Linked DNA regions of Homo sapiens: region 1 is linked to region 2. The links are chromatin loops, found by intact Hi-C in ENCODE. Cell type or tissue: B cell. All regions are shown on one strand. Links, peaks and the distances in the headings refer to the core of each region. The heading gives the core; the rest is flanking DNA. Region 1 overlaps ABCB9 (ATP binding cassette subfamily B member 9). Region 2 holds the start of CCDC62 (coiled-coil domain containing 62).

Region 1 (9,187 bases), core at 1-8,000, 180 kb after region 2:
TTAGAGACAGGGTCTTGCTGTGTCACCCAGGCTAGAGTATAGTGGCACGATCATTGCTCACTACAGCCTCGACCTCCTGGGCTCAGGCGATCCTCCACCTCAGCATCCCAGGTAGCTGGGACCACAGGCATGCGCCACCAAGCCCAGCTAACTAAAAAAAATTTTTTTTTGTAGAGATGGGGTCTTGCTATATTGTCCAATCTTGTCTCGAACTCCTAGGCTCAAGTGGTCCTCCTGCCTGTGCCTCCCAAAGTTCTGGGATTACAGGCATGAGCCACCGGGCCCAGCCAGTAAATCCAATTTAAAATTGCAGCTACACCCAATGCTCCCAATCCCTCTGCTCACTTCATGTTTCTCCTTAGCACTGACCATCTTTTACTGTATTGTGGATTCTCATTCTTTATGCTGTTGGTACCTAGTATCTGTCTCTGACACTAGATACAAGTTCCAGGAAGGCAGGGGCCTTGTCTTTTTCACTGATGTATCCCAGTGCCTGGGACATAGCAGGTGGTCAATAATTATTTATTGAATGAGCGAAGAAATGAATGAATGAATGCAAACACAGCCTCAAGACCTGTCCTTCACTAGCCCTTAGTGGCCCCCTGAGCCCCTCCTAAGGGGATGTTTGGGGGCTGCCAGGGTGCACAGTCCCCAGCAGAGACAGGGCAGGCCTACCTTGTAGTACTTGCCGTAGATGTTGGACACCATCATGATGATGGGGAAGCCCATGAAGGTGACCAAGGAGAGCTGCCATGAGAGGCTGAACATGAAGACCACCACGCCCGTGACCTTGACTGTGTTCCGCAGGAAGACATTGATGTTCTGGGAGACCAGGTCGCTGACCATGGTGGTGTCCGAGGTCAGGCGGGAGATGAGGTCCCCTGGAACACACGCGGCTCAGCTCTCACCACAGCAACCCGGGCCTTGGGGGTGGCGGTGGGGGATGCTAAGGGGCCTCTGAGACAGACACTGGGAAGCCGGGCCTCCCTACCTGTGGGCGGGGTTGGGGGGTGGGGGAGAAGAGCAGATACCCCTCGAGGGCTACTCTGAGCCAATCCCAGTCATCAGCATCTTGCTTAAGCTTCATGACATCCCGCTGTACAGCGGAGGAGGCTGGGGCTCAGAACAGGAAGGCCCCCGTAGAGTCACACAGCCTGTCCGTGACTGAGCCAGACTTCAAACCCATGTCTCCTCCCTGTCACTGGCAGAGGGGGTAACTCCTCTTCCCTTCTAGGGAAATAACAACCTGGCTGGTGGCGGGCAGGAAAGCGCAGACACTTCTTACCTAAGTTGGACATTGTGCTAAGAGCTGTGTAAGGACCCCATGGGGTGGCTACTATCCGTGTTCCCATTTTACAGACAAGAAAACAGAGGATCAGAGAGGTGAAGTTCGTGAGTGGAGGAACCAGGGCTTCGACCCAGGCCGGTGTCTCTCAGAGCTTGGATCTTGGTGGATATTCTATCGTCTTCCCCGTTGTGGCCCCTGGCCCTCACCTGCTGACCCCCATGGGAGCAGGGTCTCTGTCGGCCACAGGCGTGGGTAGTCCTGGACCTGGTGGTTTCCATGGGGCAATGGAAAGCAAGGCCTTGGCTCCTGCAGGGACCTCGGGTGGCCTGGCCTGGGCCCCACAGAGGCCGCAGCCCACACCAAAACCTCAGTGAGCAAGCCAGCTCCCAGGACACAGGCCAAGCCCAGGGTGTTCCCAGCCTGAACTAACAGCAGGAGGAGAAGACAGAGGGCTGAGACCACCCACACGCCCATTTCATTCCTCAGTGCCAGGCAAGCCCACAGGGGTGGGGCCCAGCCCCCAGGACACCTAGGGCACTGGAAGGACCAACCTGTGCGGTTCTCATCAAAGAAGCTTGTCTCCTGGGACACCAGTGAGCGGAAGAGACAGTTTCGAAGGCGAATGTTCAGTCTGGCAAATATGAGGGTAAAAATGCCGCCCCGAATACCTGCGGCAAATGAGCTAATTGCAGATAAGAGATATTATAGCACGATGTCCTTCCAGACCAGTGACCACACCCGGCTGCCCCCTCCCGCTGCCGGCAGGCCTGGGAGCCCCACCGCAGCCCCACTCCAGGGCTGGCATCCCTGCGGGGTCCCCCTCATTCCCAGTGGGAGCCCCCCTCAAGGTGAGGGCAAAGGGGACAGTTGTGGGACAAGAGACCCAAATGTGCCAGCCAGACCCTCTTCCTTCCAGAACAGCTCAGACAAAGCCGGTTCTGTTTGGGACCAGATTCCTACTTGGAAAACAGCCAGGGAGGGTGAGCAGGGAACCCTGAGGACTGAAGCCCTTTTCAGGGACCAGAGGGTGTGGTTCTAGGGTGCTCTAAGACAGTGTGGAAGCCGGTTCCCAGGGTGACCAGCTGAGGGACAGGCCCACCAGGGGCATTTCCAGGGCCTCCCTGGCCCCTGTCTTCCTTAGGAACAGGCCCTCCCTTCCCTCCCTGGTGCAGGTCGGGGTGTGCGGGGCAGGGCGTGGGGGTTGAGCCAGCTACCTGCCAATGGCCAGCAGGCACACGATGACGACAGCCGTGCTGAACTGATCCATGCTTTTCTGGATGACGATGCCATCAATGGCGCGGCCCGTGTAGTAGGGCAGGAAGGTCTCTCCTGGGGGAGGCAGGGCAGCCTCAGGGACGTCTGCAGCCAGGGGAACCCGCACCCTTCCTCCTGAGGCTCCAGAAGTCCACACACCAACCCCTCTGCCCACTCCACCGGTGGGCTTTCCTCCCTCGGCAAACTCTTGCTGCCCATCGTGGGGCCCCAGGGTGCTTAATGCCCCCCTCCTCAGAGAACAGGGGAGCACTGGGCCTTGCATCCACACAGCCTGCTGGTTCTTCTTTATTTATAGTGGCTACCAGGCATCGAGCCAGGGCTCCTGCAGGATGCTTCATTCTCTTGTTTTTTGAGACAGGGTCTCGCTGTGTCCCCCGGGCTGGAGTGCAGTGGTGTAATCATAGCTCACTGCAGCATCAAACTCCTGGGCTCAGGTGATCCTCCTGTCTCAGCCTCCTGAGTAGGGAATACAGGCATGTGCCACCATGCCAGGCTAATTTTTTTTTTTTTTTTTTTGTAGAGACAGGGGTCTCACTATGTGGCCCAAGCTGGTCTCAACCTCCTGGGTTGAAGCAATCCTCCTACCTTGGCCTCCCAAAGTACTGGGATTATAGGTATGAGCCACCGCTCCTGAACTTTGTTTCATTCCCTTTGGAGCAGGCCCTGGAATCACCCCCATTTTACAAATGAGAAAAATTAATTTGTTTTTCTTTTTCTAAAATATTTTCCTTTTTTTTTTTTTTTTTAACTTTTTGAGACAGGGTTTCACTCCTGTCGCCCAGGCTGGAGTGCAGCCTCAACCTCCTGGGCTCAGTGGATCTTCCCACCTCAGACTCCTGAGTAGCCGGGACTACAGGCACACGCCACCAGGCCTAGCTAATTTTTTGTATTTTTTTGTAGAGACGAGGTTTCGCTAGGTTGCCCAGGCTGGTCTCTAACTCCTGGGCTCAAGCGATCCACCCACCTCAGCTTCCCAAAGTGCTGGGGTTACAGGCCTGAGTCACAGCGTCCGGCTGAAAGTGAAGTTGAATGAGATGACTCGTCCAGGCCACATGGCAATCAGTGGCTGATTGACGCCAAAGTTGATTTCATTCTTCTCAATGGGTTCAGAGTCCAAATTCTGGAACCTCAGAAGACGTTGCTATTCTGGTTCCAAGCAATGCTGGAAATTGCCACCCCACCCCTCCTGGTGGGGCACTTGACACCTTGCTGGGTGCTTTCTTACCCGCTTGCCTTACTGTGTTTTCACAACAATCCTGGGGTGGAATGGGAGACTCACAGAGGCTGAGGAATTTACTCCAGGTCACACAGCAAGGGGAAAGGCTGGGACTCAAACCTAAACTGGCTTTCAACCTGGGGGCTCTTTCTTTTCCCTTCCTCCTGTGGTCTGAATGCATCTCCCAAAATTTACATATTGAAACATAATCGCCAATGTGATAGGGCAGAGCTCTCCAGGATGGGATGAGGGCCCTTTTCAAAGGGCTTGTAAGCCTGGTTTGCCATCTCTCGCCCTTCCACCTTCTGCAGCGTGAGGACACAGCAGTCTTCCCCTCCAGAGGACACAGCAAGGAGGGACCATCTTGGAAGCAGAGAGTGGCCCTCACGACACCAAACCTGCTGGCACCTTGATCTGGGACTTCCCAGCCTCTAGAACAGTACGAAATCAGTTTCTATGGTTTCTAAATGACCCAGTCTGTGGTATTTTGTTACAGCAGCAGAAATGAGACTCCCCCGACAATAATCCGGAATGTCCACTCTCCTCTTAAGGAAATAGTGGCATCACCAGGCCAGGCCAGGCCCTTGTTCATCCCAGGACCTGTTTCCACTGAAGTTCTTTCCATGAGCAGAGCCAGGTTTGGGGCTGGGCATACAGTAGGTGCTCAATAAAGGTCAGTGAATGAACCCCGGGCAGGTCTGGCTAGCACAGTCTGGCCTGGCTCAGACACTTGGGTAGTGAGACTTTCTGTGCAGTTCTGGTGCCCTCTGCTGGGACCATGAGGTGGCAGCCTAGAGGGCCTGTGTCCCCACAGTCCTTGGCCAGACGAGGTCTCCAGCTGAGGCTGCAGAGTTCCACCCAGCCTGAGTTTCTGCCTCAGTTTACCCACAGAAAAGAAGAGGGCAACGATGAGCTGTGACAGAATATTCTGGAATATCTGATTCCAGCAAGCACCAATGCTAATAATCGCCTTACTGGGTACCAGGGGCTGTGCAAAGCATGCCGGCAAACTCTCTTGCTGAATCTGCACAAGAATTACGTGAAACTCTCCAATGCACCAGCAAATACTCAGACCATTTCCAGAACCTGACCACTTTCACTGCCTCTACTGCCCCAACCCTGGTCCAAGTCATTAACCTCACTGGGACTATCTCAGTAGCCTGCTCTCAACTTTGCTCACATCAGCCTGTCCACACAGTAGAAGGCAGGATCCTGTTGGAACTAACTTCAGATCTTGTTGCTCCTTGGCTCAAAACAGTCCAAATCCCCCTTCTCATCCAGTGAGATGGTAAAAGCCAAAGTCTTTACAATAGCCCACAAGGACCTGCATGATTGAGCCGCTAGCAGAGACCTTTGTCTTCTCCCCGCCCCATCTCACTCCCTCTGCTCCAGCTAACTGGTGTCTGCTCTTGAACAACTGGGCACCTTCCTGCCTCAGGACCTTTGCATGGGCTAGTCCTTCTGCCTGGAGTGCTCTTACCACATACATTTTTTTTTTTTTTTGAGATGGAGTCTCAGTCTGTTACCCAGGCTGGAGTGCAGTGGCATGATCTCAGCTCACTGCAACCTCCACTTCCTGGGTTCAAGTGATTCTCATGCCTCAGCCTCCCAAGTAGCTGAGATTACAGGTGACCGCCATCACACCCGGCTAAATTTTATATATGTATATATATATTTTGAGATGGAGTCGCACTCCGTCGCCCAGGCTGGAGTGTATTGGCACGATTTCAGCTCGCTGTAACCTCTGCCACCTGGGTTCAAGTGATTGTCCTGCCTCAGCCTCCCGAGTAGCTGGGATTACAGACACCTGCCATTGCACCTGGCTAATTTTTGTATTTTTAGTAGAGATGGGGTTTCACCATGTTGGCCTGGCTGATCTTGAACTCCTGACCTCGTGATCCACCTGCCTTGGCCTCCCAAAGTGCTGGGATTACAGGCATGAGCCATCGCACCTGGCCTAAATTTTATATTTTTATTAGAGACAGGGTTTCACCATGTTGCCCAGGCTGGTCTTGAACTCTTGACCTCAAGTGATCTGCCCGCCTCGGCCTTCCAAAATGCTGGGATTACAGGTGTGAGCCACCACACCCAGCCACTTACCCCAGATATCTGCTCCCCTACCTTCTTAAGTCTCAAAGGCCACCCAGTAATCCTATAGGTTTGGTACAATTATTCCTTCCATTTGTGGAAATGTATTCTTTACACAAAAGAGGAAACTGAGGCTCAGAGAGATTAAGTCACTTGCCCAAGTTTATACATTTGGTTTGCCATGAAATCCATATTAAAGAATCTTAGGCTACAGAAGGTAGCTCACACCTGCAATCCCAGCACTTTGGGAGGCCGAGGTGGGAGGATCACTTGAGCTGGAGAGGTCAAGGCTGAAGTCGCTGTGATCACTCCACTGTACTCCATCCAGCCTGGGTGACAGAGGGAGGCCCTGCCTCAAAAAAAAAAAAAAGGACTCCATTTGTTTTTTATGTATTTTTTTTATTTTTTTTGAGACGGAGTTTCACTCTTGTTGCCCAGGCTGCGATGCAATGGTGCGATCTCCACTCACAGCAACCTCTGCCTCCTGGGTTCAAGCGATTCTCCTGCCTCAGCCTCCCGAGTAGCTGGGATTACAGGCATGCGCCACCACACCTAGCTAATTTTGTATTTTTAGTAGAGACGGGGTTTCTCCATGTTGGTCAGGCTGGTCTCGAACTCCTGACCTCAGGTGATCTGCCCCCCCTTGCTGAGATTACAGGTGTGAGCCACCGTGCCCGGCCTATTTTTTATTTTTTGAGACAGAGTCTCATTCCGTCACCCAGGCTGGAGTGCAGTGGCACGATATCAGCTCACTGCAACCTCCACCTCCCAGGTTCAAGCAATTCTCCTGCCTCAGCCTTCTGAGCAGCTGGGATTACAGGCGTGTGCCACCACGCCCGGCTGATTTTTGTATTTTTAGTAGAGACGGAGTTTCACCATGTTGGCCAAGCTAGTCTTGAACTCCTGACCTCAAGTGATCTGCCCACCTCAGCCTTCCAAAGTGCTGGGATTATAGGTGTGAGCTGCTGCACTTGGCCTCTAAAGAACCTTAATTTAATAAGAGATACTCAACCCTAAAACTAACATTTCCCAATGGGTGGTTTTTTGTTTTTTGTTTTTGTTTGTTTGTTTTAAGATTCTGAGGGTACAGAAAAGCTGGGCACTGCTGAATGCTTGTTGATTGAAAAATAATTATTAATAATCACAGTACCTAATTGTCTTTTTTGAGATGGGGTCTCGCTATGTTGCCCAGGTTGGTCTCAAACTCCTAAGCCAAAGCAACCCTCCCTCCTTGGCCACCCAAGTAGCTGCGGTCACAGGTACATGGCATTGCACCTGGCCCTAACACTGATTAAGTATTTACTTGTGCTAGGCACCAAGCTTCCTCTCACTTCTTTCTCACAGTACCCCAAGAAAGCCCTCACTTCAGAATGGTCAAGTGAGCGTTGGCCAGGTTAATAACTTGCCTAAAGTTATCAGTGAAGTCGGGAGCCTGAGCCTCGAGTCTGCGCCCTGACTCTTGATGCAATCCTGCAAGCCGGGAAAATCTGCTCAGCAGTATTTAAGGATGTCTGCATTCCCCGACCACACAGCAGCTGACGGCAGGGCCCCAGCAGGTCGGGTAAACAAGGTCATGGCATGGGGCACCATCTGTCTGCACAGGCATGACAGTCATTCATACTTTTGTTCATTTATTCATTCAGTGAGCCCATCTCTGTGCCAGCTACTGGGATCCAGGGTGAGTCAGACCTGGCCCCTGCCCCTGAGGGGCTCAGGACCTGGGAGGGGAGGCAGGAGGGTGAATGCATACATAACAGGGTCTTGCTATGTTGGCCAGACTGGTCTTGAACTCCTGGCCTCAAGTGATCCTCCTGCCTCAGACTCCCAAAGTACTGGCATTGTAGGCATGAGCCACTGTGCCCAGCATAAATGCATAGTTTTTTGGGTTTTTGTTTTTTTGTTTTTTTTTTTTTTGAGACGGAGTCTCACTTTGTTGCCTAGGCTGGAGTGCTGTGGCACAATCCCAGCTAACTGCAGCCTCCACCTCCTGGGTTCAAGATATCCTCCTGCATCAGCCTTCTGAGTAGCTGGGATTACAGGCGGCTGCCACCATGCCCAGCTAATTTTTGTAGTTTTAGTAGAGACGGGGTTTTGCCATATTGTCCAGGCTAGTCTCGAACTCCTAACCTCAGGTGATCTGCAGGCCTCAGCTCCCCAGAGTTCTGGGATTATAGGTGTGAGCCACCGTACCCAGCCTGAACATATGATTTTTATGTCATAAAAGCTATAACTGAGGTGCAGACAAAGTTACCACAGTTGGCAGAATCTAAGGTGGCTTCCTAAGGAGGGGACTTTTGGGCCGCCCAGCATGAGCCAGGAGAAACTGCCTGGTTTAATGGGAAGGGGTCATCCCAGTCCTCACACCTGCTAGTATTACTGGGAGGTGTCTATGTGCCAGGAGCTGTCCAAGGTGTCTCACCCATGTGGATTCACTGACCTTTCCAACCCCATTGGAGGGGTACTACTATGCCCATGTCACAGAAGAGGAGGCTAAGACTTAGAGGGGTTAAATAACTTGCCTAACCTCACACAGATGTTGAGGAGATGGGACTGAGAGGGCAGAGGTAGATCGTAGGAGTACAGGGCTGCAGAGTCAGGGCCAGCTCTGGGTTTGCCTGTCCTCTCTCAGAACATTCTGGCATTGTTATTGCATTGTCACCTCTCTAGGCTCTGTCTCTGTCAGTTAACATTTTTATTTTACTATTTTATTATTTATGTTTTTTGAGATGGAGTCTCACTTTGTCACTCAGGCTGGAGTGCAGTTGTGTGAGCTTGGCTCACTGCAACCTCTGCCTCCCAGGTTCAAGCAATTCTCCTGCCTCAGCCTCCCAAATAGCTGGAATTACAGGCGTATGCCAGCACATCTGGCTAAGTTTTATATTTTTAGTAGACATGGGGTTTCACCATGTTGCCAGGCTGGTCTCGAACTCCTGACCTCAGGTGATCCACTTGCCTCGGCCTCCCAAAGTGCTGGGATTATAGGCATGAGCCACTGTGCCCGGCTAATATTTATATATCTTTTAGCAGAGACGGGGTTTCACCATGTTGGCCAGGCTCGTCTCAAACTCCTGACCTCAAGTGATCTGCCCACCTCGGCCTCCCAAAGTGTTGGGATTACAGGCATGAGCCACCGCGCCCAGCTTAAAATTTTTAAAACTCATAATAGCTAACAACCCTGAGCACTTACCATGACAAGCCAAGCTCTGTACTTAGTCCTTCTCCTATTTTTTTTTTTTTCTTTGGTAGAGACAGGTCTTGCTCTGTTGCCCGGGCTGGAGGGCAGTGGCGTCATCATGGCTCACTATAACTCAAGCTCCTGA
Region 2 (15,074 bases), core at 1-8,000:
TATGGATGAAAGTATTCATCACAATATTATTTATAATAAAAAATTGCAAATGTTATAAATGAACAATTGGGAAATGGTTAAAGAAGTGATGGTGCATTGTGTGGTAGAATATTATGCATATGTTTAAAGAATCATATTTTCTAAGATTATTTGGAAGCATGTTTGGTAATGTCAAGTGGAGTACCCCAGATACATTTTAGACATTTATCGTCATCATCTGCTCTGAGTGGAAGGCCGTTCAGAGAGGCTAGAGGTTCTTATTCTGGCTATAAATTATGTGAGTAAAATTGTGCTAACCAGTTAAAAGTACTGTACACCCATGCTCAATATATAGTCCTGGAAATAGCAATTGAAACATGTCTTCTCACAAGAGAAAATGACAGTTTTAATGATGTATTTGATGAATTTAAACTTTAAGTCAGGTGCTGCAAATTGGAAAGAAGACTTGTGGTGTTTTAAGTTGCTGTGGACACTTTTAAGAAACTTAGAACCCATGGAACCCTTGTTTATCGCCATGCAAATTACAATCTTGAATGAGTGTTTTTTAAAAATAAAGTATTAGAAAAATGTGTAGTAAAGATGTAAAATTAAAAAATGGAATTCTCCATTAACTGTGGATTTTACTAAATAGAATTACTGGTGAAGCAGATTTATCCATCGAGACTATCTGGTATGCGTTATGTATGTAGTCTGTTGCTGCTGAAAGATGTCTGTGTGCCTGTATCAACATGTGACTTCATGTAAAGTTTCTTTGTGTTCACAGTTCTTAGCAAATGCAGTTACAATCCATAGATAGCCAGCAGTGGATGTTACTCCAGGAAAATGCAGGATTAAAATTGTCCTTGTGTATAACGTGTGAATCATTTTTTTAAACTGAAATTTAAAATGCAACATAGTTTAATCTCTGATTAAAATGTACTAATAGGGCCAAGCTGCTTTGATGCATGGCTATAATCCCAGCCGAGGTGGGAGGATCACTTGAGTCCAGGTTCAAGACTAGCCTGGGCAACATGGCAAGACCCTGTCCCTATAAAAAATACAAAAATTAGCCAGGCATGGTGGCGTGCGCCTGCAGTCCCAGCTACTTGGGAGGCTGAGTTGGGAGGATCACTTGAGCCTGGGAGGTTGAGGCTGCAGTGAACTGAGATCACGACACTGCACTCCAGCCTGGGCAACAGTAAAACCTGGTCTCCAAAAAAAAAAAAAAAAAGTACTAGTAGTTCAAAAATTGACTTTACACATTCTCACAGTCTACCATTTTTAGTAAAAAACATGAACCTTTAAGCAGCCTTATAAGAGATTTTCCATGATTAAGCTGGCAACTTTTAATGCAAATACTTTTTGCATATAGTTTGGTAAGTATTTCATTTTTTAAAAACAGATGCTGACAGTAAGTGATTTTAAACTTTTTATTACTACATAAAAGCCAGTCTGTGGTAGCTTTCTCACTCTTAGTTTAAAAGTTGATAAATTACTGTTTTAAAGATGAATTTTACCTTTTAGTTCCCTGTTCTCATTATTTACTAAATTCCTTTACCTAGGAAATCAAATAGGGAGACTGGGAAAAGTTCATTCAGAACTTCAGTTTGGATTAGACTGTGTGAGTATAAAATCAGATGCAGTGTAATTCTTGTAGCTTTCACCTCTGTCATATTTTTAAAGTTATGTATTCTCTTTAATTTTTTTTGTTGTTGTTGTTTTAATGAAAACCTGTGGGGAGCGAAGGTAAAAACTTGAGATTTTTAATTTGTACCTTGCCATCATAATCCTCTTACTATACTCAGTTACTATTTATGAACCATAATCAAAATGAGCCTAATTTCTTACTATTCTAGATACACACAATTTTATTCATTTTTGAGACAGAGTCTCGCTCTGTTGCCCAGGCTGGAACGCAGTGGCATGATCACAGCTCACTGCAGCCTTGATCTCCCAGCCTCAAGTGATCCTCCCACTTCAGCTTCTGGAGTGGCTGAGACCACAGGCACATGCCACCATACCCAGCTAATTTTTAAATTTTTTATAGAGATGGGGGGTCTCCCTATGTTGTCCAGGCTGGTCTCAAACTCCTGAGCTCAAGCTATCCTCCCACCTCAGCCTCCCAAAGTGCTGGGATTACAGGTGTGAACCACCACACCCAGCCTGTACATGTATTTTTACTTGAGTGTCACACATGGTTGCCTGGTGAACAATGGCACTCGAGGACTTTCTAGAAAAATATCAAGTCTTAACAATGGTGAAACCTAAGAAACGTGAATTAAAACACTCCTCACTTCAAAAATTGACATTCAACCCACATTCCTTTACATCTCATCACCACCAACTTACTGCAGTCATCTACTGCTAGACTGTTTTTAGCAAATACCCACCCAGAATTTGCTTTGTTGATTTATTTATTTATTTTTATTTTTTTGCATTTCTGTAATGATCAGGGAAGTAGACCACCTTTTTGTATTTATTGGCTATTTGGTTTTGGGTTTTGGTGGTAGTGGTGGTTGGTGTTTTTTTGTTTTTTTTTTTTTTTGATACGGAGTGTCCCTCTATTGCCTAGGCTGGAGTGAGGTGGCGCAGTCTTGGCTCACTGTAACCTCCATCTCCTGCATTCAAGCGATTCTCCTGCCTCAGCCTTCCGAGTAGCTGGGACTATGGGTGCGCACCACCACACGTGGCTAGTTTTTGTTTGTTTGTTTGTTTGTTTGATTTTTAGTAGAGACAGGGTTTCGTTGTATTGGCTAGGCTGGTCTCAAACTTCTAATCTCATGATCCATCCTCCTCGGCCTCTCAAAGTGCTGGGATTACAGGCGTGAGCCACCACGTCTGGCCTGATTTTTGTTTTTTTGAGTCAAGGTCTCACTCTCGATCGGACTGGAATGCAGTGGCATGATCACAGCTCATTGGAGCCGCCATCTCCCAGCTCAAGTCAGCCTCGTGAGTAGCTGAGACCACAGGAGTGCACCACCACGCCCAGTTTAAAAAAAAATTTATTTTTTGGCCAGGTGCGGTAGCTCACACCTGTAATCCCAGCACTTTGGGAGGCTGAAGTGGGTGGGTCAACTGAGGTCAGGAGTTCGCGACCAGCCTGGCCAAGGTAGTGAAACCCATCTCTACTAAAAATACAACAAAGGTGGCGTGGTGGCGGGCACCTGTAATCCCAGCTACTCGGGAGGCTGAGGCAGGAGATTTGCTTGAGGCCAGAGGCAGAGTTTGCAGTGAGCCGAGATTGTGCCATTGCACTCCAGCTCAGGCAACAAGAGCCAGACTCCATCTCAAAAAAAAAAAAAAAAAAAGTTTTTTAGAGGTGGGTGTCACCATGTTGCTCAGGCTGGTCTCAAACTCCTGAACGCAACAGATCCTCCTACATTGGCCTCCCAAAGTGCTGGGGTTACAGGCCACTGCGCCCAGCTTTCTTGATTTTAAATTCTAAGACATTGCTTTGGTCTCCCAAACATGAGCCTATCAGTAAAGCTTCAAAATAAGAAATCTTAATTTTGTTTTTCCATTTTCAGATTGTATTTTTTGAACACAAGGGCATGTTTTGGCATTTCATATTCAACCAAAAAGTAAAGTTGAAACCCTGTAAGACCGACCGTATTTAGTAATTGTGTTGCTGTCTGATGGGTTAAGCATTCAGGGATGGGCAGCCGGGGCTGAAGTGTGATAAGCCTTATTTTTTCCTAGTCCCGTTCCCACATCTTAGGAAGAGTGAAAGGGGGATGAAGAGGTGACTATGGAAGAACAGGTGAAAAAGCTTAGATTCAACCCAGAATATCGTAGATTTTGTCATGACAAAGTACCGTGGTTCTCCTCATTGCTTTTCAGGAGCTCCCAAGAGTAAATTTCCCCCTCTTCATCTGTGATTCTTGGTTTAAAGTATCAAAGGTGCTAGGGTAGCCCGCAACTGTTATCCCCGAGGGCTGGGCTCTGCCTCCACGCATTCGAGTGTCAGGTCCTGTTCTGGGAGCCAGCTACACAGGAGCGAGCACGGCCGAGCTCACGGTTATTAGGGGGAAGATGGAAGATAGGGAAGTGAGCAACTCAAATGTCATAAACCAGAGTGCTGGGGGCGGCGCAGCAGCCTTTATTGACTTCTTCATTCTCTGGGTAGTGGTGAACAGCCGGTTCTTTCAGGCCTTCCAGCGCCGGAGCCTCGGGCGTGGGCAAAAAGCGTCCATACGCAGCCTGAGCCACTTGGGAGCCCCCAGTTTCCGAGGCAGAAGAACAGTGCCCACCAGCGCAGCGGGGCTGCGGCCCGGAAACCCTGGCGGGGAGCCCCGAGCCCCGGCGGGCGCACGCCGCGTGGGCACCAGGCAGGCGGTTGGAGTACGGGGCGGGGGTCGGCCGAGGGCGCGGGGCCCCGGGGCTCCGGGCTCGCCCCCGCCGCTCGGGGCAGGCGCGCCGATGGCGTTTCTGAGGTGACGCCGCCCACACCGGGCTTCTCCGGGGGCGGAGGAAACACCTATGAACCCTCCGGCAGCCTTCCTTGCCGGGCGCCAGGTAAGCAGCGGTTCCGGGCGCGGCGGGGCGCCGCGGGAACGGTGCACATTGGTCGAAATCTATTGCTTCTCAAGAACGGTGTCTACTTAAAATGTGAAACAGGCCGGGCGCGGTGGCTCACGCCTGTAATCCCAGCGCTTTGGGAGGCGGAGGCGGGCGGATCACGAGGTCAGGAGATCGAGACCATCCTGGCTAACACAGTGAAACCCCGTCTCTACTAAAAATAAAAAAAAAAAAATTAGCCGGGCGTGGCGGCGGGCGCCTGTAATCCCAGCTACTCGGGAGGCTGAGGCAGGAGAATGGCGTGAACCCGGGAGGCAGAGCTTGCAGTGAGCCGAGATCGCGCCACTGCACTCCAGCCTGGGCGACAGAGCGAGACTCCGTCTCAAAAAAAAAAAAAAAAAAAAAAAGTGAAACAATACACTAGAGGAAAACGGCGTCACGACCGTTTCCTTAACCCAATAACACCTTGTTATTCAGCCCGGGCCACAGAGTAGCGCGTACCCGGTGCTTACTGTTTAAGGAGGACGATTGGCGTCTGGGGAGCTGCTTTCCCATTTACCTCTCAGGGTGTCCTTAATTTACACAACCTGGCGAGTAGAGGAAGGAGCTCTCACAACTCCACTGTACCAAAAAGTCTGGAAGTGGGCTTGCCCAAGGTTCGCGTCCATCAGTGTAAGACGACCTGCCTTTGTGTACTCGGCTTACTGCCTGTTTTCCTGGAGTGGAATATGTGCTCCTTGCCTGGAGGTCTGTGGCCCAGCCACTGGCGCTCAATAAATTATTTGTTGAGTGCATGAATGAAGGGCTAACCCAACACTGGAATTCAAGCCTTGGGACTTGAAATCCCTTGACTCCAAATTCCATTTTCCTTGTTAAGACTAGCAACTGTAATTTATTCATCATTCTTATTTATTTATTTTTGAGACAGGGTCTGGCTCTGTCCCCAGGGCTGGAGTACAGTGACGCAATGTCGGCTTACTGCAGCCTCTGCTTCCCGAGTTCAAGCAATCCTCCCGCCTCAGCCTCCCAAATAGCTGGGACTACAGGCTCCCACCACCATGCCGAGCTAATTTTTGTGTTTTTAGTAGAGACAGGGTTTCGCCATGTTGGCCAGGCTGGTCTCGAACTCCCGACCTCAGGTGATCTGCCCACCTCGGCCTTCCAAAGTGCTGGGATTACAGGCGTGAGCCACTGAGCCCAACCTCATTATTCTTGTTTATTTACAAATCTTACTTTTCAAAAAGCAGTAAGGAGGTACAAAGGGCCTCTGTTGAACCTTTAATTACTGTCTTTAAGGTGGAACTCTATTAAAGTAACACTTTTAGTTGTTTATTTCATAGGCAGGGACAGCACCATGATTTGAAATGTGGTTTACAGTGTTAATGAGAGCTGATGTTTGTTGAGTGATTACAACGGGCCAGGCTTTGTGCTCAGTACTTTACAGAGTTTGTCTTGTTTAATCTTCACCACTCCAAGATGTTAAAATGCAGTTGCTATCGTTTTACAGGTGAGGAAACTAATGCTTAGAGAAGTTAAGTAACTTGCCCAAGGTTATGTAGCCACTAAGTGGCTAATTCTGGGATCACAATTTGGTCAGGCCAACTTGTTAGATTTTAAAATGCTGTATACTTCAAAGAAATTATTGTATTAATAGATAATATTGTTAGATATAAAAATGGCATCATGGTTATATAGGAAATGTTCATTTTTAGAGATGCATTCTGAAGTATGTAAGGGTGAAATGGTATTTTTTAACCAATAATGAAAAGAAAAGGACATTGAAGCAGCCGCAGTGAAATCTCAATAATGGTAGAACCCAGGCACAGAGTATATGGGAGTTTATCGTACTATTGTCTTTGGGTACATGTGAAAGATTTCCTTACATAATTTATTTTTTAATGATGTATGTTGTATTTGGATCAGTTACAATATTAAATTGCCCTTAATAGATTGAGTATGTATAGATGCCTTAGATGTTGTAGTTGTCATGCATATTGAACACTGGAAGACTTAATTTTCTTTTTATAGACTAAAATTCCCATTGTTTAGTAAGGATCATTTACATTTAAACAGTAACTATTTCGTGATTTTGTTTGGTTTTTTTTGATAGAGTTTTGCTCTTGTTGCCCAGGCTAGAGTGCAATGGCACGATCTCGGCTCACTGCAACCTCTGCCTCCAGGGTTCAAGCAGTTCTCCTGCCTCAGCCTCTTGAGTAGCTGGGATTACAGGCGCATGCCACCACACTGAGCTAATTTTTGTATTTTTAGTAGAGATGGGGTTTTGCCACGTTGGCCAGGCTGGTCTCGAACTCCTGACCTCAGGTGATCGGCCCACCTTGACCTCCCAAAATGCTGGAATTACAGGCGTGAGCCACCACGCCTGGCCACTATTTCATGTTTACCTGTACTTGGTTACTCAAATTGCTGGGGCAAGGTAGGGGATAATGTTATTGACTGGCAGAGAAAAGGGTTGTTGGCAAAGGGGGAGAAAAAGTGCAGAAATAGGTTTATTTGTTTACCCAGTGGGTTTTAGAAACAGTCCCACTTTTTAGGCATGGTACGTATGGCATGACAGAAAATTGTAGAGAGGCAGAGTGCATGGTAGATTTTAACTTGAACATGTTTTAAGTATACATAATCTTTTGCTGCCATGTTATTAAAACTTAATTGAACTACTTAGAATTGGCCGCAAAAGAAGATATACTTATTTGGAAAATGGACTTTGGCTGATTTGTTATTGATTTCATTCTATTTTGATGTGAAACCGCTTTCTATGTTTAGAACATCGGGTCAGAAGTTGAGATTTCCACTATCGAGAAACAACGGAAGGAGCTGCAGTTGCTCATTGGAGAATTAAAAGATCGAGATAAAGAGCTCAATGACATGGTTGCAGTGCACCAGCAACAGCTTCTTTCATGGGAAGAGGATCGGCAGAAAGTGTTGACACTGGAAGAACGTTGCAGCAAATTAGAAGGTCAGAAATACATTCAGGGACAACAGTTATGCACTTCTGTGTGCTAACACATTGATGGGCTCATAGGGAAGATAGAGAGGAAGTAAAGACTGCAATCCCTGTTGTCCTCAAGTTTAGGCTCATTGGAGACAGGAGGACTTTATGAACAGCCACAATGGGACAGACACACACAAATAAAGTAGGACAAGCAAAGTATTTCAGTATAGAAAGGGGGCTGGATGGAGCTCCAGTCAACATGGGGTGAGCGCCAGTGGTGAAGTTGAAGTTTTGAGCAAGAGTATGAATGAAGATGCCATATGACTAGCCATTTCTCTTAAACTAAACTGAAAGATTTTAGGCTTTTGGTATTGAACTTGATCTTAAGTTCCTAAAATGGTCATCTTTTAAAGTTATAGCTGTCCGGCCAGGCACAGTGGCTCACACCTGTAATTCCAGCACTTTGGCGGATCACTTGAGCTCTGGAACTAGAGACCAGCCTGGCCAACATGGTGAAACCCCATTTCTACTAAAAATACAAAAAGTTAACTGGGCATGGTGATGCACACCTGTAATCTCAGCTACTCGGGAGGCAGAGGCACGAGAATCGCTTGAACCCAGGAGGCGGAGGTTGCAGTGAGCCAAGATTGCGCCACTGCACTCCAGCCTGTGGGACAGAACAAGACCCTGTCCCAAAAAAAAAAAAAAAAAATTATAGCTGTCTCAAAAATGGTTGCAAAAAGTTTATTTGACACCATATTTTAATTCTGTCATTCCTTTAGTGCTGCCCTAAATCTGAATGTTCCATTGACTCTAGATTGTTAGTAGAATGCATTAGAGGAGAAAACACTAGATCTGTATAATAGAAAGATAACCTTTTTTTACTTAACATTACTCAAAGGATTCTGTAAATGTGACAATCCAAATCTGTCATTTTTGGTGGGGTGCGGTGGCTCATGCCTGTAATCCCAGCACTTTGGGAGGCTGAGGCAGGCGGATCACTTGAGGTCAGGAGTTCAATACCAGCCCAGCCAACATGGTGTACCTCGTCTCTACTAGAAATACAAAAATTAGCGGGGCATGGTGGTGGGCGCCTGTAGTCCCAGCTACTCAGGAGGCTGAGGCAGGAGAATTGCTTGAACCTGGGAGGTGGAGGTTGCAGTGAGCCAAGATTGCGCCACTGCACTCCATCCTGGGCGACAGAGCGAGACTCCGTCAAAACAAAGAAAGAAACAAACAAAAAACCCAAATATATGATTTTTTCGTTTCTTTGATGACCATCTGATTTTACTCTGACCACACCCACACACGTATATACACACAGTGTTTAAAATGGTTGCTCATTAAATGCAGTATAACATCTTATAGCTCTTATATAGACATGTTAAAGAACAAAGATAACACATATAACATATATAACCCACATTATATGTAGCCATCAGTATTTGATTTTAAAATGAGCAAGATTTGAATAGGCACCTCATGGAAAGAGGAAAATTGAATGGCCAATAAATATATTAAAAGTTTCCTGTTCTCATTAGTAGTTAGGGAAATGCAAATGAAAACCAAATTGAGATACTATTTTACCTTTACCAGCCTGGCAGAAATTATCAGGTGTTGGTAAAGTATGGCACCAAGGGAAAGCTGAGACGCTGCTGGTGGGAGTCAGTTGTCACTGCTAGTGTGCAAAATCATTTGGCAGCATCTAGTGAAGCTGAAGGTGTGCATATCCTACAGCCCAGCAAAGCCACTTCTAGGAATATTCTCACCCTTTAATAGACACATGAATCACCTAAGGGTCTTGTTAAAATTTAGATTCTGATACAATAGGTCTGGGGCCCAAGGGTCTGCATTTCTAACAGGCATCCTAGGCGATGCCACTGCCGCTGCTGGTCCAGGGACCACATTTTGAGAAGCAAGGCTCTCAAGAAACTCTTGAAAATATGCACCCAGATGCATGTAAAAAGGCCTGGCGCTGTGGCTCACATCTGTAATCCTAGCACTTTGGGAGGCCGAGTCAGGCGAATCACCTGAGGTCAAGGGTTCGAGGCCAACCTGGCCAACATGGTGAAACCCTGTCTCTACTAAAAATACAAAAATTAGCAGGGTGTGCTGGCTCATGCCTGTAATCCCAGCTACTTGGGAGGCTAAGGCAGAAGAATTGCTTGAACTTGGGAGGTGGAGGTTGCAGTGAGCTGAGATCACACCACTGCACTCCAGCCTGGGCTACAGAGCGAGACTCTGTCTCAAAAAAAAAAAAAAAAAAAAAAAAAGATGCATGTAAAAGAATATTCAGAGCAGCATTGTTTATCATAGCTGCAAAGTGGAAATAACCTAAATGACCATCAATATTAGAAATAAGCTTTGGTAGGCCAGGTACGGTGGCTCACGCCTGTAATCCCAGCACTTTGGGAGGCTGAGGAGGATGAATCATGGGGTCAGGAGATCAAGACCATCCTGGCCAATATGGTGAAACCCCATCTCTACTAAAAATACAAAAAAATAGCCAGACATGGTGGTGCTCGCCCGTAATCCCAGCTACTTGGGAGGCTGAGGCAGAAGAATCGCTTGAACCCAGGAGGTGGAGGTTGCAGTAAGCCGAGATCGTGCCGTTGCCCTCCAGCCTGGGCAACAGAGGGAGGCTCCGTCTCAACGAAAAAAAAAAAAAAGAAGGCCGGGCATGGTGGCTCACGCCTGTAATCCCAGCACTTTGGGAGGCCGAGGTGGGCTGATCACGAGGTCAGGAGATCAAGACCATCCTGGCTAACACGGTGAAACCCCGTCTCTACTAAAAATACAAAAAAATTAGCCAGGCGTGGTGGCAGGCACCTGTAGTCCCAGCTACTCGGGAGGCTGAGGCAGGAGAATGGCGTGAACCCAGGAGGCAGAGCTTGCAGTGAGCCGAGATCGCACCACTGCACTCCAGCCTGGACAACAGAGCAAGACTCTGTCTCAAAAATAAAATAAAATAAAATAAAATAAAATAAAATAAAATAAAATAAAATAAAATAAAAAATAGAAATAAGCTTTGGCGTAATCATTCAGTGGAATATTACCTAGCAATGTTAGTGCACAAACACAAGTTACACACAACTGAGTGAATCTCAGAATCATTATCTTAAGCAAAAAAAGCAAACAGAAGAATTGTCAGAATATGATTCCATTTTTATATGGTTCAAATTAAGCTATAATTTTGAGGCATGCGGTCACTGGTAAAACTGTAATGGAAAGCAAGGAAGTGATTACTCTAAGATCAGGGTCATGGTTGGGAACGCGGAAACTGGAGTGATTATGTTCGGGAAGTGACCTCCAGAGGCTTCCAATTGCTCACAGTTCTGTTTCTTGATTAGGTGTGATATTGTGCATTTCATAATAAAAGGTTTTAAAAGAAGATTGTCTTTTTAAAAATTCTCTACCACATTTTTACCTTTTAACCACCCATTTTGAAAATAATGCCTTTTAAGCTGAAGGTGTGACTACAAATTATTGATGAACTTCCCTCAGGTGAACTACATAAAAGAACTGAAATAATCAGGTCACTCACGAAGAAGGTAAAAGCTCTTGAATCCAATCAAATGGAATGCCAAACAGCTCTCCAAAAGACCCAACTACAGCTTCAGGAAATGGCTCAAAAGGCAACGCATTCTTCTCTTCTCTCTGAAGACCTTGAGGTTGGGATTAGTTTTTGATAAGCTTCACTAGTCCAAATTCCCTTTGTGTTTCAGTTATTGAAAAATTAGATTTGACCGGGCACGGTGGCTCACTCCTGTAATGCCAACACTTTGGGAGGCCGAGGCAGGTGGATCACCTGAGGTCAGGAGTTCGAGACCAGCCTGGCCAGCGTGGAGAAACCCCATCTCTACTAAAAATACAAAATTAGCCGGGCGTGGTGGCACACGCCTGTAGTCCCAGCTACTCAGGAGGCTGAGGCAGGAGAATCGTTTGAACCCGGGAGGTGGAGGTTGCGGTGAGCCAAGATCGCGCCATTGCACTCCAGTCCGGGCAACAAGAGCGAAACTCTGTCTCAAAAAAAAAAAGAAAAAAGAAAAATTAGATTTAAATGTTTCATTAAAAATGCATGTGAGGCTGGGCACAGTGGCTTGGTGGCTCATGCCTGTTATCCCAGCTCTTTGTTTGGGAGGCTGAGGTGGGAGGATTGCTTGAGCCCAGGAATTCACGACCAGGCTTGGCAACATGGCAAATGCCTGTCTCTATAAAAAGAAGAAATACAAAAATGAGCTGGGTGTGGGGGTGCACTGCTGTGGTCCCAGCTACTTGGGAGGCTGAGGCAGGAGGATCACTTGAGCCCAGGAGGTCAAGGCTGCAGTAAGCTGTGATTGTGCCACTACACCCCAGCCTGGGTGACAAAAAAAAAAAAAAAAAAGCGTATGTAAGCCAAGCACAGTGGTGTACGCCTGTAGTCCCAGCCTCTGGGGAGGCTGAGGCAGAAACATTGCTTGGGCCCAGGAGTCCAAGTCCAGCCTGGGCAACATAGTGAGACCTCATCTCAACAAAAAACAACAACAGCAAGCAACCAATGCAAAAATGCATACGTGTGTGTACGAAGGTATCTACACTCATCCACCCCTTGTAGTTTTGTGTTTCTCCTACAGTTTTGGTTAGCTGCACGGCATTATCCTGTCTTAGAGATTGAGCTTCAGTACAACGCTTTTTAACCGTTATGCCATTTGGTTTAGTAGCATCTACCATTTAATCAACAATGAGTTATTTTAGAAAGCTTTCCTCAAAGATGAGAGGGTATAATCAAGTTTTGGTAGCCTCAATGATGTTTTCTAAATTATTGTGTGTTTTTTTTGAGATGGAGTTTCACTCTTGTTGCCCAGGCTGAAGTGCAATGGCACGATCTCGGCTCACCATAACCTCTGCCTCCTGGGTTCAAACAATTCTCTTGCCTCACTCCCCCGAGTAGCTGGGATTACAGGCATGCACCACTATGCCCAGCTAATTTTGTATTTTTAGTAGAGACGGAGTTTCTCCATGTTGGCCAGGCTGGTCTCCAACGCCCGACCTCAGGTGATCCGCCCGCCTCAGCCTCCCAAAGTGCTGGGATTACAGGTGTGAGCCACTGTGCCCAGCCAATTATTGTGTCTTATCTCATAATGTTAGTGGCATATTGGGAATAAAAACTGTAAGACTGGTTTTTTGAGCCCGGCATGGTGGCTCACACCTATAATCCCAGCACTTTGGGAGGCCGAGGTGGGCGGTGACTTGAGGTCCAAAGTCTGAGATCAGCCTGGCCAACATGGTGAAACCCCGTCTCTACTAAAAATTCAAAAATTAACCAGGTGTGGTGGTGGGCACCTGTAGTCCCAACTACTCAGGAGGCTGAGGTAGGAGAGTCAATTGAACCTGAGAGGCAGAGGTTGCAGTGAGCCGAGATCGCACCACTGCACTCCAGCCTGGGGGAAAGAGCGAGACTCCTTGTCAAAAAAAAAGATGGATTTTTTTGGTTTTCTCTTCTAACTGGTCAGTCATCAGATATTTTTTGAGTTCATGCTTATAAGAGGTGCAGAAAGCCAGCTTGTTTATTTGTTATATCCTTCATTCTTTTTTTTTTTTTTTCCTGAGACGGAGTCTCGTTCTGTCGCCCAGGCTGGAGTGCAGTGGTGCCACCTCGGCTCACTGCAAGCTCCGCCTCCCGGGTTCACACTATTCTCCTGCCTCAGCCTCCCTAGTAGCTGGGACTACAGGCGCCCGCCACCACGCCCGGCTAATTTTTTGTATTTTAGTAGAGACGGGGTTTCACCGTGTTAGCCAGGATGGTTTCGATCTCCTGACCTCGTGATCTGCCCGCCTCGGCCTCCCAAAGTGCTGGGATTACAGGTGTGAGCCACCGCGCCTGGCCCCATTCTTTTATTTCTTAGTGATATTTCATATACGTCTTGGTAATATAATGAGTCTTTATTCATAATAGTATAGATTTTTATTTTATGGTTTTTAAAAGAATACTATTCTAGATAGTTTCTAGCTATAAAATAAGTAAAAACTATTCTAGAATATCTACTGATTATGTTGCATGAAAAAGTGGAAGAGATCTTTTTTAACTAATACACTTTATTTATTTAGTGCATTTTTAGGTTCACAGCAAAATTGAGCAGAAAGTAGAGAGAGTTCTCATACACACTCTGTATCCACACACCCAGCCTTCCCCACGATCGACCTCCACACCGGGGTGGTGCATTTCTTATAATTGGTGAATCTTCATGGATACCTCATTGTCACCTAAAGATTACAGTTAACATTAGGGGTCACTCTTTGTGTTTACATTCTATGGGGTTTTGACAGATGTGTAATGACACATATCCTCTACTATATTATAGTATGTACAGAATAGTTTCACTGTCCTAAAAATCCTCTGTGATCTACCCTTCATCCCTTCCTCCCCCTCACCCCTGGTCACACGAATCTTTTTACCGCCTCCATAGTTTTGCCTTTTCCACAATGTCATATGCTTGGAATCCTACAGTATATAGCCTTTTCAGATTGCCTTTTTTCACTTAGTAACACACATTTAAATTTCCTCCTAAAGATATCTTTTTAAAAGTCTAAATAGGCTGGGAGGCCGGGCGCGGTGGCTCATGCCTGTAATCCCAGTACCTTGGGAGGCCAAGGCGGGTGGATCACGAGGTCAGGAGTTCGAGACCAGCCTGACCAACATGGTGAAACCCCATCTCTACTAAAAATACAAAAATCAGCTGGGCATGGTGGCACGTGCCTGTAATCCCAGCTACTTGGGAGGCTGAGGCAGGAGAATCACTTGAACCCAGGAGGCAGAGGTTGTAGTGAGCCAAGACCACGCCACTGCACTCCAGCCTGGCAACAGAGCGAGACTCCGTCTCAAAAATAATGATAATAATAATAATAATTAGGCTGGGTGCAGTGGCTGATGCCTGTAATCTTAGCACTTTGGGAGGCCAAGGTGGGAGGATCGCTTAAGGCCAGGAGTTCAAGACCAGCCTGGGCAACATAGCGAGACCCTCTCTACAAAAAATACAAAAATAAAAATTAACTGGGCATAATGGTGAGAACCTGTAGTCCCAGCTACTCGGGACACTGAGGTGGGAGGACTGCTTGAGCCCAGGAGTTCAAGGTTACTATGAGCTATGAGTGCACCACTGCACTCCAGCCTGGGTGACAGAGTGAGGTCCTATCTCTTTAAAACAAAAACAAAAACAAAAGGCCAGGTGCAGTGGCTCGCCTGTAATCCCAGCACTTTGGGAGGTCAAGGCGGGCAGATCACCCGAAGTCAAGAGTTCGAGACCAGCCCGGCCAACGTGGCGAAACCCTGTTTCTACTAAAAATACAAAAATTAGCCAGGCGTAGTGTTGTGTGCCTGTAATCCCAGCTACTTCAGAGGCTGAAGCAGGAGAATCACTTGAATCCAGGAGGCAGAGGTTGCAGTGAGCCGAGGTCATCCCACCACTGCACTCCAGCCTGGGCGACAGAGTGAGACTCAGTCTCAAAAAATAAAAAGCCTGATGGTTATTTTTCTCAACTAGTAAATAGATTGTATACATAATAATTATATCCGACATAGCACTATGTGTTTTTTTAAATAATTGTTGAGTAGGAATACCCCAGTATGAAGTTCTTTCGACAAAGAATA

Evidence for each region. A loop is a pair of places that touch in the nucleus more often than their neighbours do. Peaks named below come from ENCODE experiments on the same cell type or tissue, not always from the same donor. Only the 100,000 strongest peaks of a DNase experiment are listed, where the experiment ranks them.
Region 1: it touches region 2 in a loop (13-fold over the local background); 8 of 110 quality-filtered maps call a loop at or near these places.

The regions. Positions count from the first base shown.
Region 1 is chr12:122,947,949-122,957,135 of GRCh38, forward strand. ABCB9 (ATP binding cassette subfamily B member 9) reads right to left here. Exons shown (of 12, transcript NM_019625.4): 3 at 2,503-2,617; 4 at 1,840-1,970; 5 at 676-881. Among named protein-coding and RNA genes, the nearest start is that of ABCB9, 14 kb to the right of the region's middle. In B cell, for the core only: a CTCF peak has its summit at 4,548 (motif pointing left); a DNase peak (open chromatin) is centred at 4,543.
Region 2 is chr12:122,770,213-122,785,286 of GRCh38, forward strand. It overlaps DENR (density regulated re-initiation and release factor), which reads left to right. Exons shown (of 8, transcript NM_003677.5): 8 at 1-852. It overlaps CCDC62 (coiled-coil domain containing 62), which reads left to right and starts at 4,360. Exons shown (of 13, transcript NM_201435.5): 1 at 4,360-4,494; 2 at 7,279-7,471; 3 at 10,952-11,118. The coding sequence starts at 4,459. RefSeq lists silencers at 4,198-4,407, 4,930-5,224 and enhancers at 4,507-5,200, 4,588-4,727. In B cell, for the core only: no CTCF peak of the experiment used is centred there; DNase peaks (open chromatin) are centred at 4,089, 4,339 and 4,979; H3K4me3 peaks cover 1,797 bases; H3K27ac peaks cover 3,335 bases.